Regions from separate parts of the Homo sapiens genome. Here all the other regions are linked to region 3. Evidence: read pairs that join two places in POLR2A ChIA-PET (ENCODE). Cell type or tissue: CD4-positive, alpha-beta T cell. All regions are shown on one strand. Links, peaks and the distances in the headings refer to the core of each region. The heading gives the core; the rest is flanking DNA.

Evidence for each region. Peaks named below come from ENCODE experiments on the same cell type or tissue, not always from the same donor. Only the 100,000 strongest peaks of a DNase experiment are listed, where the experiment ranks them.
Region 1: POLR2A ChIA-PET joins it to region 3 with 12 read pairs; 26 of 35 experiments call an interaction of 5 or more read pairs at or near these places.
Region 2: POLR2A ChIA-PET joins it to region 3 with 70 read pairs; 16 of 35 experiments call an interaction of 5 or more read pairs at or near these places.

Annotation. Positions count from the first base shown.
Region 1 is chr16:3,025,508-3,031,005 of GRCh38, forward strand. THOC6 (THO complex subunit 6) reads left to right here. Exons shown (of 13, transcript NM_024339.5): 2 at 201-316; 3 at 417-481; 4 at 556-659; 5 at 744-781; 6 at 858-906; 7 at 1,009-1,080; 8 at 1,172-1,274; 9 at 1,360-1,409; 10 at 1,504-1,566; 11 at 1,663-1,773; 12 at 1,859-1,993; 13 at 2,070-2,243. The coding sequence ends at 2,150. It overlaps BICDL2 (BICD family like cargo adaptor 2), which reads right to left. Exons shown (of 10, transcript NM_001369667.1): 3 at 5,428-5,498; 4 at 5,189-5,305; 5 at 4,942-5,088; 6 at 4,038-4,232; 7 at 3,773-3,922; 8 at 3,193-3,323; 9 at 2,841-2,961; 10 at 2,175-2,766. The coding sequence ends at 2,599. Among named protein-coding and RNA genes, the nearest start is that of THOC6, 4.2 kb to the left of the region's middle. RefSeq lists enhancers at 1,432-2,238, 3,851-4,655 and a silencer at 2,767-2,826. In CD4-positive, alpha-beta T cell, for the core only: CTCF peaks have their summits at 2,905 (motif pointing left) and 3,158; DNase peaks (open chromatin) are centred at 724, 2,044, 2,864, 4,174 and 2 weaker places; H3K4me3 peaks cover 797 bases; H3K27me3 peaks cover 1,658 bases.
Region 2 is chr16:3,072,229-3,077,726 of GRCh38, forward strand. It overlaps the pseudogene LOC107984896. Among named protein-coding and RNA genes, the nearest start is that of IL32, 9.3 kb to the left of the region's middle. RefSeq lists silencers at 2,290-2,473, 4,861-5,020 and enhancers at 2,654-2,773, 2,844-2,933, 3,054-3,103, 4,451-4,500. In CD4-positive, alpha-beta T cell, for the core only: no CTCF peak of the experiment used is centred there; DNase peaks (open chromatin) are centred at 853, 2,873, 3,373, 5,003 and 1 weaker place; H3K4me3 peaks cover 3,516 bases; H3K27ac peaks cover 3,316 bases.
Region 3 is chr16:3,127,078-3,132,327 of GRCh38, forward strand. It overlaps ZNF213-AS1 (ZNF213 antisense RNA 1), which reads right to left. Exons shown (of 6, transcript NR_110900.1): 3 at 4,942-5,026; 4 at 2,384-2,576; 5 at 2,171-2,233. Among named protein-coding and RNA genes, the nearest start is that of ZNF213-AS1, 5.2 kb to the right of the region's middle. RefSeq lists enhancers at 615-1,165, 2,303-2,522 and silencers at 2,362-2,619, 2,371-2,665. In CD4-positive, alpha-beta T cell, for the core only: CTCF peaks have their summits at 2,636 (motif pointing left), 4,884 (motif pointing right) and 5,107; DNase peaks (open chromatin) are centred at 2,604 and 4,894; H3K4me3 peaks cover 1,268 bases; H3K27ac peaks cover 608 bases.

The DNA.
Region 1 (5,498 bases), core at 198-5,197, 100 kb before region 3:
TCTCCCCTTCTTCAGTGTCTTCTTGGAGCCACCCATGGGACTGCATGGGCAGGTGCTGGCTTGGGGCGGGGCCGCCTCAAAAGAAGGCTGAGAAGTCAGGACAGTGGGAGGCCTGGCAGGTTTTGGGGGAAGCAGGGAGGAATCTGTGGATGGGAGGTTTCATACGTCCCAGGCAGGCCTCATCCAGTCTTTCCCTGCAGACAGAGGTGTTCCAGGCCTTGCAGCGGCTCCATATGACCATCTTCTCCCAGAGCGTCTCACCATGTGGGAAGTTTCTGGCGGCTGGCAACAATTACGGGCAGATTGCCATCTTCAGGTACCCTCTGCCGCTGTCCACCCATTAGCCCTGGCACTTGGCCCTCATGGGACGGATGCCCCCGTTTCTGACTCCTGGGTCCCCTCCGCTGTCCCTGCAGCTTGTCCTCTGCTTTGAGCTCAGAAGCCAAAGAGGAAAGTAAGAAGCCGGTGGTGACTTTCCAAGGTGGGTATACCTGTGGAGTCTGGCTTCAGGACTTTGGGTGGGATTGGCTCACTCAGTTCTGCATTTCTCTTTAGCCCATGATGGGCCCGTCTATAGCATGGTTTCCACCGATCGACATCTGCTTAGTGCTGGGGATGGGGAGGTGAAGGCCTGGCTTTGGGCGGAGATGCTCAAGAAGGTAAGGAGTCGAGCTTGGGAAAGGGCTGGGGTGCCTGGACCCAGAGAGAGCCTTTGAGGTCACCTGGTATTTTCTCTTTTGAAGGGCTGTAAGGAGCTGTGGCGTCGTCAGCCTCCATACAGGTGAGCAGGGCCACGTGGATAGAGGGTGCATCAGGGTGAAGCCACTTCCTCACTGACCTTGCCTTTCCTTCCCCAGGACCAGCCTGGAAGTGCCTGAGATCAACGCTTTGCTGCTGGTCCCCAAGGTCTGAGCCCCATGTGACTGTTCTTGGTCCAAACTTTGATCCTTCACCCTCTGCCTATCCTGATTTGACATTGACTTTCTGCCTCATCCTGCTCCTCCACAGGAGAATTCCCTCATCCTGGCTGGGGGAGACTGTCAGTTGCACACTATGGACCTTGAAACTGGGACTTTCACGGTGAGCAGGGTCCTGGAGCCCTAGAGCAGGTCTAGGTCAGGGAGAGGCACTCTTCCTAGGTCTCCTCCTGACATCGCCCCTCTACATGCAGAGGGTCCTCCGGGGCCACACAGACTACATCCACTGCCTGGCACTGCGGGAAAGGAGCCCAGAGGTGCTGTCAGGTGGCGAGGATGGAGCTGTTCGACTTTGGGGTAAGCAGGTGGCTGGTTGGAGGGCAAGATGGCAGTGAAGGAGGCTGAGGCAAGTGGGGCACCACTCACAGTTCTTTCCCCGCAGACCTGCGCACAGCCAAGGAGGTCCAGACGATCGAGGTCTATAAGCACGAGGTGAGGGTGTGACCGTGGCCATTGTCCTCTTCTCCCCCAACTCCTTGAATTCTCCAGGTCTTCACCTCTTTCCCTCCTCCCCTCCCCATCCCAGGAGTGCTCGAGGCCCCACAATGGGCGCTGGATTGGATGTTTGGCAACTGATTCCGACTGGATGGTGAGCTGGGCAGACTGTGGGATGGGATGGCAGCTCCGGGCCCTGTCAGCTGTGGGCCTGTGGTTCACAGCTGGGGACTCCCACCTTTCTGTCCAGGTCTGTGGAGGGGGCCCAGCCCTCACCCTCTGGCACCTCCGATCCTCCACACCCACCACCATCTTCCCCATCCGGGCGCCACAGAAGCACGTCACCTTCTACCAGGACCTGGTGAGGCCCTGTGTCTCACTTCTGCCACCCCCACTGACTCTTCCCTTCAGTCCTGACCCCTGAGCACCTTCCCTGTCCTCTGCAGATTCTGTCAGCTGGCCAGGGCCGCTGCGTCAACCAGTGGCAGCTGAGCGGGGAGCTGAAGGCCCAGGTGCCTGGCTCCTCCCCAGGGCTGCTCAGCCTCAGCCTCAACCAGCAGCCTGCCGCGCCTGAGTGCAAGGTGGGTCCGGCAGGGGCCGCGGAGCGGCTGGGAGGCAGGGGTGTGGGCAGGCCAGTCATGCCCCTCTTTCCTCCAGGTCCTGACAGCTGCAGGCAACAGCTGCCGGGTGGATGTCTTCACCAACCTGGGTTACCGAGCCTTCTCCCTGTCCTTCTGATCTCTGACGACACCCCCAGCCAGCTCAGGGTTTTAGAGTGTTTTTCATTTTCTTTTTTTTTTTTTTTTTACAATAAAGTTTCAGGCTTTTTTACCATGCTCTTTCTTTCTATGAATGGGGGCCAAATCGGTGGAGTGATTTATATATTACTCTGTCCGATCTTGATACATAAATACCCAGCCCCATCCCTGCCCTAGAAAAGATAGACGTATATTAATTCGGAAAATAGCTCTGTTCACCTGCCCCTGCCACCCACCTGGAGCTCCTGCCCCACAAAGCTGGCCCCTGCTCCGGATGAGCCCCTGCTCCCGATGAGCCCTTGCCCAGCATCCTGGGGCGGGGAGGGCATCAGCTTCTTTTGGAAGACAATCTGGGCCCTGTCGCTCCATTGGCCTGAAGAGGAAAGTGAGCCCCTAAGTGGGCAAGGGCAGCCCTCTGGGCCCAGCCGTCAGGTCCTTCGGAAGAGGTTACTGAGAAAGCCACCGGCGGGCCCGGGGCCCAGGCGCAGCGAGAAGCGGGGCGCGGCACGGCGCGGGGTCGACGACGACGCGGAGGCGCTCAGCTCCTTCTGGCGCTGTGAGCGCAGCTGCTGCCCGATCACCACCTGCATGTCGTCCTGCGGGAGGCCGTGGTCGGCTCAGCGCCGGTCCCGCCCCTTGCCCCGCCCCGCACACGGGCCCCGCCCCTCACCTGCCAGGCCTCCAGCTCCTGCGTGAGCGCCACCTTCTGGCGGATGGCGCGCAGCAGCTCCCGAGACAGGGAGTCTCGCTCCAGCGAGACGCGGTTGAGCTGCAGGGACAGCTCCAGGGCCCTAGGCGGGCAGGAGCAGAAGACGCGTTTGAGGGCGCTAGGGCCTCAGGGAGCCGGGGTGGCGGGGGACTTCTGTACCCGGGCGGGAGGAGGGCTGCAAACACCTAGATCAAGGAGGTCAGGGGGCCCCTGGGTGGGAGTGGGGATCATTATAACCCGTATCAGAAGAGGAATCAGGAGCCCAGGAGGGCCCAGAGGGCGCTGGGGCGGTGGTCAATGGCTTGAGGCTTACTTGTTCACGGCCTCGTCCCGGTCTGAGAGGGCACTGTGCAGGGCCTCCCCAGGGTCTTCCTGCGCCCGCAGCTCCTTCTGCCTCTGCAGCTCTTCCCGCAGGGACTGCAGCTCTGCCTGCTGCAGCGAGATCTGTGAGCAGAGGAGGGGGGCCGTGCGGCAGATGGGCCAATGGGCCTCCCTGCTTCTCCCAGCAGCCCCGACTCTGGCTCTCCCCACCCCTCCTCTGCCTGCGACAGACACCCCAGGCAGCCGTGGCCCTGTGCTGGAGACTCCGATATGAGCCCTCTGAGCCCCTCAGGCTGGTGCGGGGTGGGGTGGAGCAGGGTTAGTTGGAGTGGTATAACCCTGCAGGAGGGATGCAGGGAGAAGCATTGGGAGTGGAACTAAGGGCAGAGGTGCTGTCCAGGAAGTCTTCCTGGAGGAGGTGGCATACAGGCTGGCTCTTGAAGTAAGTTTGTTGAGATGAAAGCCGATCCAGGTATAGGGAGCTTAGTGGGCAAAGGCTGGGAGGTGGACATGGGAGACAGAAACTGACAGCTGGAGGGGCCGTGCATCCAGCACCGTGCCCTCTGCCCCACCTCATCTTGCAGCTTGGCCACTTCCACCTCCTTCTCCTCCAGTATCTCCGCTGGACTGAGGGATGTTCGCTTCTTGGGGGGCTCTAAGATCTCTTCCGGGGGTGAAGGCTGGGGGCTGGACGCCTTTCGGGTCTTTGGGGACCGGGTGGTCTGTGGGCCAAAGAAATGGGTTAGTGGTGTGGAGTTTATTGGGGAAAGGAGGAAAGGCGGAGCCTGCAACCCTCTCGATGGCACAGGTAAGGGGGCTGGGGCCCCACGAGCTCACCGGGGTGTCTCCGGGTGCGTCGGCGCCCTGGCCCTGGTCGCCGTCGTCGAGGCTGTGGGCCAGTTCTGACTGCAACGAGGCAGCCGACACGTCGGCGTCCTGGAGGCGTGACTCCTCCTCCAGCTCGGAGACGCGCCGCTGCAGCCTCCGCAGCGCACTCAGCGCCTCCCCAGCCTCTGACCGTGCGCGTTCCAGCTGTGGACGGTCCCGCAGACGGAAGCGCGGGCGGTCAGCGGGACGCACGCAACGCCGACATCCCGCGGCAGGTCCACACGGGGGTGCCGCGGAGAGCCCCGCACCCCAGCGGCCCAGGCTGTTCCCGTTCCTGGATCGCTGGGCGCCTTGGGCCGTGCACCTCCCTCAGCGGATATATACAGTTTCCTCGCCTATAGAGCAGGGCCGCACCTCGAAGAGCCCCATCTCCTCCCCTGCCCAGTCTACCTCCTCATTCAGTAATTGTTTCATGCAGCATTTATTGGTGCTACTGAGGCTGCTTGTCCCACAGTAGTAAGTAAGAAGGGGCACCGGGATGCGAAGGAAGGCAAGCTGACCCCAAAGTGCAGACTCCTTTGATCTCTAACATCAGACACCGCATCCTCTTTTCATTTCTTTTTCTCCGTCTCCATTGCGCAGCCGTGGTCTAGGGGCTGTCATTCCTGGCCTGAGCTCTGGCACCAGCCCCCTCCCTGCTCTTCCAGCTGCCAGGCTCTGATGCACTCTAAGAGCATGCCTCACCTGCTCAACAGCCTTCCGTGGCTCCCATTTGCCCATGGGCTAATGCCCATGCTCTTGTGGGCCAGCCTCTGGGCCTCCCAGTGATCCAGCTCCGGCCTCATCTCCCAGAAAGCCCTGAAGCCATTGCTAAGGGTCCAGGCAGTTGTAGTCCCCCAGCCCTGCAGGTCACCTCCAGGCTGTGCTCCCGCCGCTCCCGCCTCAGCAGCAGCAACTCCTCGTGGGTGGTCTGCAGTCTGCCCTCACCCTTCTCCACCTCCTCACGCAGGCCTCGGATCTGGGCCTCCAGGTCCTGCCGGCGGCTCTGCAGCATCTGGTTCTGGGGAAAGGCCTGAGAGCTGGGGACAGGGGCAGCCCCTCCCAGCCCTCAGCCCGGCTTTTTTGGCTCAGATAATCCCCCAGCCCCAGCTGACACTCACTTCCCCCTGCAGACTCTCCAGCCGCGTCCTCAGCTCTGCTCCAGCCAGTGCCTGAGCCTGGCACTGTCCCCGAAGGGCGTCCAGTTCCCTCTGAAGTTCCTGCTCAGTCTGGGAGGCCTGGGGAGGTGGAAAGAGGGACAGAGGAGCCTCAGCACCAAGCCCAATGCACCTACTCCCCGCTGGGGACCCAGGCATCCTCCCCAACCTTGTCCAGGGCCCTGGGGTCAGGGCCATCCCACCTGAGCCAGCTGCTGGCTGAGCCGGAGGTTCTGCTCGCTGAGCTCGCTGAGGGCCCGTGCCCGTTCTCGCC
Region 2 (5,498 bases), core at 347-5,346, 55 kb before region 3:
ATTGAGATCTGGCTGGATCCTGGTGACAGGGGAGATGAGGCTGGGGCCCTTGGAGGATGGTGTCCTGGTGCTGTTAATGCAGGTGTGAGAGTGGGAGGAGGAGGAGCAGGCTGGCAGAAGGCAGGCATGAGTACAGGTCTGGGCGGGAGTCTGCAGCGCTCTGGGCTGGCCACACGGGTGGGGCAAGGGAGGTGGAGGATCCTGCCCTAGAGCTTGGTCTCCTCTGTCTGAGGTCAGGTTCCCCAGAGGTGGGGCTCCAGAGGGAAATTCTTGTGCAAGCAGTTTCTCAGGGGCCATGTGCTGAGGGGAATGGGGAGCAGGAACAGCCTAGAAGCTGAGTGAGGATGTGGTCTCAGCTGGAGAGGAGGCTGATCGCATGGGAGCTCTGCAGCAGGGATGGCAATGCCGGGGAGGCCGTCCCGCCTGAGGCCAGGCCCAGCTCTTTGCAGCCCCATATTAACTACATTGGCTGCTGGGGAGCCTGAGTGACGGGGGAAGGGGGCAGCCAGGGAGGGTGCCTAGGCCCTGTGGAGGGCTTGGTAAGGCAGAGGCTGGGGAGGCTGTGTGCCTCAACATTCACATATGGGCTTCGGATGGGCGTGGTGGCACATGCTTGTAGTCCCAGCTACTCAGGAGGCTAAGGCAGGAGGATTGCTTGAGTCAGGGAGGTTGAGACTGCAATGAGCTGTGTTCACACCACTGCACTGCGGCCTGGGTGACAAAGTGAGACCCTGTCACACACACAGAAAAAGAGAATGTGGGCTTCAAAGTTGAATTCAAGTAAGTCAGGGTTCTTCCACTTGTAATGAACAACTTCCTTAACCTCATTGTCTCAGGTTCCTCCCCTGAGAAATGCGAGGAGAACGGCGCCTGCTGGTGGCGGGGGCTTGCCGATGAAATGAGCCATTCACCCATGCCTCTCAGCACAGGGCCTGCCCTGGGCCGCATACTGTGCATTGTCAGCTGCTGTCGGAGCTGGGCTAGTGGCCGCCTTGAGAGCCAGCAGTCCACGGGGGTTGGCGAGCTTCTGGGAGGAAAGGGTGGAACGTGACTGTCAGGTACAGAGCTACAGAGAACCCCAGCATGAAGGAGTAGGTGGCAGGGGAGAAGGACTCAACAGAGATGGAGAAAGACTAAGCCCAAAGGTGATCAACAACAAGAGTGAAGGAGGAAGTGGTCAGCTGTGGCTGGGGCAAAACAAGCCCAGTAAGTTACATTGGCCTGTGTTTGGTCATCCAGGGACAAAGTGACCTTTTTAGTGCCGGTAGGCCCAGTGGGTTGGGGAAGAATTTAGGCGGCAGTGGGCTTAGGCATGAGAGGAGCGGAGGAAGAGAAGATTGAGTTGAGACCACTGGCTGGAGAACTTGACCAGGAAGGGAGGGCAGAGAGCGGCGTGGAGTCGGGGGAGGGAATAGGTCCAATGAGCGTCTTAGGATGAAGGAGTTGTGAGCACTCAGCACAGGATAAGCTGATACAAAGAAAGGGATGGAGGATGGATAGACTGACAGATGCATGCACAGAGGCAGGGTTGGATAGCATGACAGATGCATGCACAGAGGCAGGGATGGATAGATGGACAGAGGCATGCACAGAGAGAGGGATGGATAGATGGACAGATGCATGCACAGAGGCAGGGATGGATGGATGGACAGATGCATGCACAGAGGCAGGAATGGAGAGACAGATGAGTGCAAACAGGTAGGGATGGATGGACAGGTGCCTACACAGAGGCAGGGATGAATGGATAGATGGATGCACAGGGGCAGGGATGGATGGATGGACAGATGCATGCACAGAGGCAGGGATGTATGGACGGATGCATGGGCAGAGGCAAGGATGAATGGATGGATAGATGCATGCACAGAGGCAGGGATGGACAGACAGATGAATGCACAGAGGCAGGGATGTACAGAAGGATGCATGCACAGAGGCAGGGATGGACGGAGGGACAGATGCAGGCACAGAGGCAGGGATGGATGGACAGACAGATGCATACACAGAGGCAGGGATAGATGGACAGATACTGGCACAGAGGCAGGGATGGATGGACAGATGCAGGCACAGAGGCAGGGACAGACAGACAGATGCATGCACAGAGGCGTGTATGAATGGTTGGAAGGATGCATGCACAGAGGCAGTGATGGATGGGTGGGGAGATTGGATGGATAGATGCCGGTAGGTCGTTCTTGTCCTGGAGGAGGTGATCCAGGCTAAGTCCTCACACCGGGAGGGGCAGGAGGCGAGCATGGGGAGATACAGCTGTGTGTCCCAGTGCACTGGAAGTTACAGATGACATCGATGTCCTGTCCTGATGAAACAGGAAACACAATTGTCATTTGAAAGTTAGGGCTGAGGGCCGGGCGCGGTGGCTCACACCTGTAATCCCAGCATTTTGGGAGGCTGAGGCGGGGGGGTCACCTGAGGTCAGGAGTTCGAGACCAGCCTGGCCAACATGGTGAAATCCCGTCCCTACTAAAAATGCAAAAATTAGCTGGGTGTGTTGGTGGGGCGCCTGTAATCCCAGATACTCAGGAGGCTGAGGCAGGAGAATCACTTGAACCTGGGAGGCAGAGGTTGCAGTGAGCTGAGATCACGCCATTGCACTCCAGCCTGGGTGACAGAGGAAGACACCGTCTCAAAAAAAAAAAAAAAAAGAGACAGAAAAGAAAGTTGGGGGCCGGGGCTGGATGAAAGCTTGAGGGGCTGTGGGCCTGGCATGGGGCTGAGGGGAGTGTGCAGGAGCTGCCTGCCAAAGCCTGGGGCAAGGATGATAGGAGGTGCTGGGGCCCCTGTGGACTGCCCTCTGAGAATCTCGTGAGGCTGGGTCTGCACAGCTGTGGTTGTGTAACTTCCCCCAGATGCATGGTGTGACAAGGGTGCAGGAAGGGGTGCAGGGCCCGGAAGCTCAGTGTGGTTAAAGACATGCAAGGCAGGATAGAAGGTGAGAGATGAATGATATGGCCGTGATCAAAACACCAAACTTCAGTTTCTCAGAAAAAGGACTCAGAGCAACAAGAGAACCTACAGTCAACAAGGACATTCATCAGCGCACATGTGATTTGAGCAAGACCATTGAAGCCCCTGCTGAACGGCAGGCTGGCAGAGCCAGGGTACCTGGCCATCTACCTTGAAGTCTCTGTGCCTCAGTTTCCTCCTCTGTAAAATGGACATAGGGGACAGGTTTGGTGAGAAGTGAATGAAAACGTGTTTGCTACCCCTCTTAGGACTCATGTTTCATGCTTAGATGCTCAGCTAGTGGTTTTAGGGACCGAGAGAAATTTGCTTTTCAGTTCACCAGGTCGTTACCTATGAACCTGCCCTGAGCAGTGCTGACCTTAGTTAGAGATGGCCATGAAACTCATCCGCATGGGGTAATTGGGGCCTCCCTGTGGTGCTGCAGGGCTATGTCTCTGTCTTGGTCTCTTCAGGCCTCTCAGCAGCTGGAGCAGGAGCTGGCAGGCAGCTCACCGATGGATAAGGAGCTGGGCTTTGGCCAGGGCTGACATGGGAAGCGTCTCGGTCCTGCCGGTCCTGGCGCCTGAGCTGAATCCGGAGGGAAGAGGCTGCTGTGGTGGGAACAGGCTGGGAGCCAGGCCTGGCGCTGGGGCCGGCAGGCTGTGTTCTGAGAGTGCCTGCTAGAGGAGCTCTGTGTTCCCAAGGAGATGGAGGAAGACCTGGGGTGGGGGTGGTACAGGGTAGGGAGAGGAGGGGCAGAGGCTGTGGACAGGGAGATGGGGGAGGGGGGATGGAGGACTCAAGGGATGTAAGGGATATGGCTTGAGGAGGGATGGGGGCAGGAATGAGGGAAGGTCTTGGGTCAAGGACATGGACCTACATCCCCAGCAGATGGGGGAGATGGGCGGGGGTTGCTGACCATAGACTGGAGCTGGGAGGAGGGTACGCTGCCAGGGCTGGGGCTGCCAGCAGAGAATGGCACGCACCTTATAGGCTCCTGCCCCTGCCCCACTGCCCCCTCAAGTTCAAGTTTCTTTTTCTTTTCTTTCTTTTTTTGAGACGGGGCCTTGTTCTGTTGTCCAGGCTGGAGTTCAGTGACATGGTCATGCGTCACTGCAGCCTCGACCTCCCCAGCTCAAGCAAGCCTCCTGCCTCCCTGCCTCAGCTTGGAACCTGAGTAGCTGGGACCACAGGCGTGCACCACCATTCCTGGCTATTTTTTAATTTTTTTGTAGAGAAGGGGGTTCTCCTTATGTTGCCCAGGCTGGTCTTGAGCTCCTGGGCTCAAGTGAAACTCCTACCTGAGCCTCCCAAAGTGCTAGGATTACAGGAGTGAGCCACCACACCCAGCTCCTTCCCCTCAAACTTCTGTGCAAAAAGTGCTCCCTTCCCAGAGGAGGGTCCCCATCTGTGTGTAAGGTGGCCCCTTCCTCTATGTGTTCTCTGGGTCGCTTCAGCCCTGTGGCCCAGTGTCCAGCACAGCCATGCTGAGTGGGTGACTGGAGAAAGGGATCGTGGAGGATTGGGGCAGGGGGGTGCTGGGCAGAGGCGGCTGGGGTCACCTCTGGAAGGTGTCCTGCTGTTCCTGTTGGCTGCAGCTGCACTTGCAGGGCCTTCCTGTGCCCCCCTTTCCTGGTGCAGGGGCACCCTCTGCTTGCTGAGACCAGCTCGGTCAGGGAGATCTTAAACCAGGGGCGCTAGAGGAATTAAAGACACACACACAGAAATTCAGAGGTGCGAAGTGGGAAATCAGGGGTCTGACAGCCTTCAGAGCTGAGAGCCCCAACAGAGGTTTACCCACATATTTATTAATAGTAAGTCAGTCATTAGCATTGTTTCTATAGATAATAGATTAACTAAAAGTATCCCTTATGGGAAATGAAGGGATGGGCCGAAGTAAAGTGGTGGGTCTGGTTAGTTATCTGCAGCAGGAGTGTGTCTTTAAGGCACAGATCACTCAGGCTATTGTTTGTGGTTTAAGAACGCCTTTAAGCGGTTTTCCGCCCTGGGTGGGCCAGGTGTCCCTTGCCCTCATTCCGGTAAACCCACAACCTTCCAGCGTGGGCGTCACGGCCATCATGAACGTGTCACAGTGCTGCAGATTTTGTTTATAGCCAGTTTTGGGGCCAGTTTATGGCCAGATCTTGGGGGGCCTGTTCCCAACATGTCCCCCCTTCTTTGATTTGCAACTCGATAAAAGCAAAGGCAGCTTTGTCACTGTGAGTTACTTCTCGCAGGAGTTAGGATCCACATCTGCAGACTATACAAAGACAAACAACACAGATTAAAAGCACAATCACATCATTGAAATTACAGAGCTTCCAAGTATTTTTATCCATTTTAATGGGTTACTAGCTGCAAATCTGTCTGCAGTTCCTTTAAGCACTCCAGTTGCTGGTATTAAGGTCAGGTGTGCCTGGGATGCTTTAAATATTTTTTCTTTTAATTTTACTGTATCCAAAAAGCTTGTAGAGTGTCCTTCTAGATGCTTTATTCTTTCCCCAATTTTGATCTTATTAAGAGCTATTAATAGTTTCTACAAA
Region 3 (5,250 bases), core at 251-5,250:
CAAGCAGAGAAAGGCTATTCTATTCAGATACTGAGGGCAAACTACTTCTACTGGTAAAGGAGGCTCAGAGTGACCTAAGGAATCAAGACTGTCAATTTCATCTGGGTCCAAACATATATCCCCACTTTGAATTTCAGGATCACCTTCTGTTTTTTCGTTTTGTTTTGTTTTTTTGATAGAGTCTCGCTCTGTCGCCCAGTCTGGAAGTGCAGTGGCGCCATCTCGGCCCCCTGCAACCTCACCTCCCAGGTTCAAGCGATTCTCCTGCCTCAGCCTCCCGAGTAACTGGGATTACAGGACTGCACCACTGTGCCTGGCCAGGATCACCTTCTTTACCAATCAGCGCAGTAACCTTCACGTGAGATTTGTTGGGCCTGGGAATTTAGCTGTCATTATTATTCAGCGACTCTACAGTTAAGTTTTGTGTTTGATTTTCAGTGACAGTATTGTGGCTATAAGAGCTGCTTCTAAGCTATCACAGAAGTTCTCAGGTTCTCAGACCATGACTTGAACTGAGCTAAGGGACTTGGGCTTGTCATTTTCTCACTGTAAATGCTCAAGTGCACTAAAAATAATGTATCCCATACCATGGTTGTATAATCATCATTATACATCTGTGGACACCATAATGGCTGAGTGCAGCAGCTACTTGTTCCCACCAGGTACATGCTTTCATTGGCACTTCATCATCACCTGCAGGTGGCTGCTTGATTAATTGTGATATCGCTGCAAGCCGTGGATAACCAGCACCCTGTGATGGTTAATTTCATGTTAAACTATACTGGGCCAAGGCATGCCCAGACAGCTGCTTAAACATTCTTTCTGGGTGTGTCTGTGAGGGCTTCTCAAGAAGAGATTAACGTTTGAATTGGCTGAGTGAGTAAAGCAGACGGCCCTCACCACGGGTGGGCATCATCCATCCGTATGGAATTAAACAGAACAGCAAGGCAGAGGAAGGCTGAATTCTCTCTGTGCCTGAGTACTTGAGACCTGGGTACTGGGACATTGATCTCCTGGTCTTGTGCTCCTGATTCTCAGGCCTTGAGTCTTGAATTGGAATCTACACCATTGGCCTTTGGCTCTCAGGCCTTAAAATTACAAAACTGTTAGGAGGCGGAGGCAGGCGGATAGCTTGAGCCCAGGGGAGTTCGAGATCAGCCTAGGACATACAGGGAGAGGCCATCTCTATATAAAAATATATATATAGAACAAATTAGCTGGGTATGGTGGTGTCCACCTGTAGTCCCAGCTGTTCAGGAGGCTGAGATGGGAAGCTTGCTTGAGCTGGGGAAGTCAAGGCTGCAGTGAGCTGTGATTGTGCCACTGCAGTCCAGCCTGGGCAACAGAGGGAGACCCCATCTGAAAAAAAAATGCTGCACCACTGACCTTGGGTCTCCAGCTTGCAGATAGCAGATTGTGGGGCTTCTCGACTGCCATAATCATGTGAGGCAATACCTTAGTGTGTGTGTGTTTATATATATACATATACACACACATAAAAGCTCTCTCTCTCTCTCTCTATATATATATATATACACACACATACACATGTATATATAGATTCTGTTATTCTGTTTCTGGAGAACCCTAATACATATCCTATTTCTCATTGTCAAGGAGCTCAGTCTGCACTCAAGCCCAAATACCCAAATCCGTCCCCATATCCCTTCTTTGTGCATCTATCTCTTGAGACCACTCCTTGTACTAATTTTGTATCAAGCAAGGTCCAATCAGGAGAAGGGAAGCACACAGTAATTTGAACTGGGAAAATTTAATATATAGAATTAAGCTATAAAGGGCTTAGACTGGGCGCTCTGGCTAACGTCTGTAATCCCAGCACTTTGGGAGGCTGAGACAGGTGGATCACCTGAGGTCGAGAGTTTGAGACCAACCTGACCAACATGGAGAAACCCCGTCACTACTAAAAATACAAAATTAGCTGGGCGTGGTGGCACATGCCTGTAATCCCACCTACTTGTGAGGCTGAGGCAGGAGAATCACTTGAACTCAGGAGGCGGAGGTTGCAGTGAGCCACTGCACTGCCTGGGCAACAGAGCGAGACTCCGTCTCAAAAAAAAACAAAAAACAAAAAGGCATTTTCAAGAGGTTGGCTGGTAAGAAGTAAAGAGAACTCTGATTCTCTGGTCACAGCACATAGCAGCAGCCATACCTTCTGGCCTGAGTTCCAGCACTCAAGCAAGAGGTTTCCTGGTCCCTGGGCTTAGATCCAGACCTTGAAGAGGGCACAACGGCAGTTTCACTGAATGGCAGAGAAGTGGCTGTGGTACCACATGGGCAGAATTTGCTGGAAATCCATCCTCAAGGGTAGAAAAAGCTGCTCACAGGGAAGTGTCTCATGAGAAACGCGCTGCTACAGAACTACCTGAAGAGGGTGGCAGAGAAAGCTGCTAGGTGCCGCTGGTTGAGGTTCACTGAGGCGGCGGCACTGGAGACGCTTTGCAGGCTGCGGGCGCCTGCTGTCACAGGAGCTGCCCATGCTGCAGGAGCTGGGTGCTGGCGAAGCCCTGTGTGCTGCAGAAGCCAGACTCGGAAGAAGTCACCCGTCATGCCGGAGCCTAGAGAGAACACACCAGAAGCAGGAAGGGAAACTCGTCTCCTGCAATGTCTCTCCAGCGCCCTCTACTGACAAAGCTTAAGATCATGCCAGCTGGTAAAGGAAAAACTAAAGGGCCAGAACCATTTCACAGAGCAGGCAACGCAGGAGCTGGGACGTAATCAATAACTAGCACAGGTTTATATTATGATTCGTCTGTAGCGGCCTGCCAAAGGTTCCATATAACATCCCTGCGGCAGGAACTGACACTTCAGGCCCCACCGAATCAGCTAGATAACGGCCCACATTGCAGAGCAGCCAATCAAAACCGGAACATATTTAGATCATTTGGTAAACGGGACACTCAAGCAGTCCTATAGGGAGGCCTATGTGGGGAGGAACTGAGGTCTCCTGCCAAGAGCCACGTGAGTCATCCGCCTTCTAAGTGGGTCCTCCAGTGCCAGAGGACTGGGGTCCTCGTTGGTGTGGTGTCTGCAGTATCATGAGAGATCTTGAGCCAGAACTGCCTAGCTTAGCAGCTCGCATATTTCTTTTTTTTTTTTTTTTTTGAGACGGAGTCTTGCTGCTGCCCAGGCTGAAGTGCAGTGCCATGATCTCAGCTCACTATAACCTCCACCTCCCAGGTTCACTTTACTTTCTTCATTATTTATAGACTATATTTTCTTTTTTGTGAGACGGAGTATTGCTCTGTCATCCAGACTGGAGTGCAGTGGCGTGTTCTCAGCTCACTGCAACCTCCGCATCCTGGGTTCACGCCATTCTCCTGCCTCAGCCTGCCGAGTAGCTGGGACAAGGTGCCTGCCACCACGTCCGGCTTATTTTTTGTATTTTTAGTAGAGCTGGGGTTTCACCGTGTTAGCCAGGATGGTTACAGGCGTGAGCCACCGCACCTGGCCACTTTAGACTGTATTTTCTAGCGAGAAAAAACAGTGGGCCGGTCCCGATGGCTCATGCCTGTAATCTTAACACTTTAGGAGACCAAGGCGGGTAGATCACTTGAGGTCAGGAGTTTGAGACCAGCTTGGGCAACATGGCAAAACCTCGTCTCTACTAAAAATACAAAAATTAGCCGGGCATGGTGGCACACACCTGTAATCACAGCTACTTGGGAGGCTGAGGCAGCAGAATTGCCTGTAATCCCAGCACTTTGGGAGGCCAAGGCGGGTGGATCATGAGGTCAGGAGTTTCAGACCAGCCTAGCGAACATGGTGAAACCCCATCTCTACTAAAAATACAAAAAATTAGCCAGATGTGGTGGTGTGCTCCTGTAATCCCAGTTACTTGGGAGGCTGAGGCAGGAGAACTGCTTCAATGTGGGAGGTGGAGGTTGCAGTGAGCCAAGATGGCGCCACTGCACTCCAGCCTGGGCTACAGAGCAAGACTCGGTCTCAAAAAATAAATAAATAAATAAACAAATAACCGGGCGCGGTGGCTCACGCCTGTAATCCCAGCACTTTGGGAGGCTGAAGCGGGCAGATCATGAGGTCAGGAGAGCGAGGCCATCCTGGTTAACACAGTGAAATCTCTACTAAAAATATAAAAAAGAGGCCGAGGCAGGTGGATCACGAGGTCAGGAGATAGAGACCATGCTGGCTAACATGGTGAAACCCCGTCTCTACTAAAAATACAAAAAATTAGCCGGGCATGGTGGTGGGCTCCTGTAGTCCCAGCTACTCGGGAGGCTGAGGCAAGAGAATGGCATGAACTCGGGAGGCGGAGTTTGCAGTGAGCTGAGATCGCGCCACTGCACTCCAGCCTGGGCAACAGAGCAAGACTCCATTTCAAAAAAAAAAAAAAAAAAATTAGCCAGCCGTGGTGGCAGGTGCCTGTAGTCCCAGCTACTCAGGAGGCTGAGGCAGGAGAATGGCATGAACTCGGGAGGCAGAGCTTGCAGTGAACCGAGATCGCGCCACTGGACTCCAGCCTGGGCGACAGAGCAAGACTCCATCTAAAGTAAGAAAGAAAAAGAACACGTGAAAAATTATCAGAAGGAACAAGAAAGTGCAATCCGGTAGTCAATTTCAATATAATTTTATGCAAATTTGCCATATACCAGCAATGCTCAATAGAAAATACAGTTCATGTGCCACTTACCAATGTATGGCCTCTCAGCCCAAACACATCCTTTTCGTTCTGCTTTGTGATACTGAGCTGGATCACATCTAAGCTTTGGGTGAGATCCAGTGTGATACCCAGCTGGACCCTGTATACAGTTCCTTGCTAGCCAGCTTGATGTTGTTCTTCGCTAATACAGGGCGATGGATGAACACTGTCAGGTCAGAGCAGGAGGGAGGGGCTGTCTTCTCCACTGTGGCCAGCGGAGGGCAGGAGAGGTAACCAGCGGCCTTCAGTTCCACTGTCCTCACCTTGGTCCGGCTCCTGCCCTTTCCACTGTCCGCTAGCTGTGAGTTCTCGGGGCACCCACTCCCTCTTCTGAGGTCCAGTCTCCACCTTGAATTGAAAGGGGAAGGGCTCTTTCGTGTTTCCAAGTTTCCCTCCTTTTTACTTCCTCAGTCCTAAGGGCACAAGTTCCTTCCTGCAGTTGCTATTCTGTAACTCTTAGAAATCTCTCTTACCAGTTGGGTAGTTAACCATCTTTACAACTGACCAATTATTTTTATCAAATTTTCTCTTCAAAATAATGGTGTGGCCGGGCACAGGTGCTCACGCCTGTA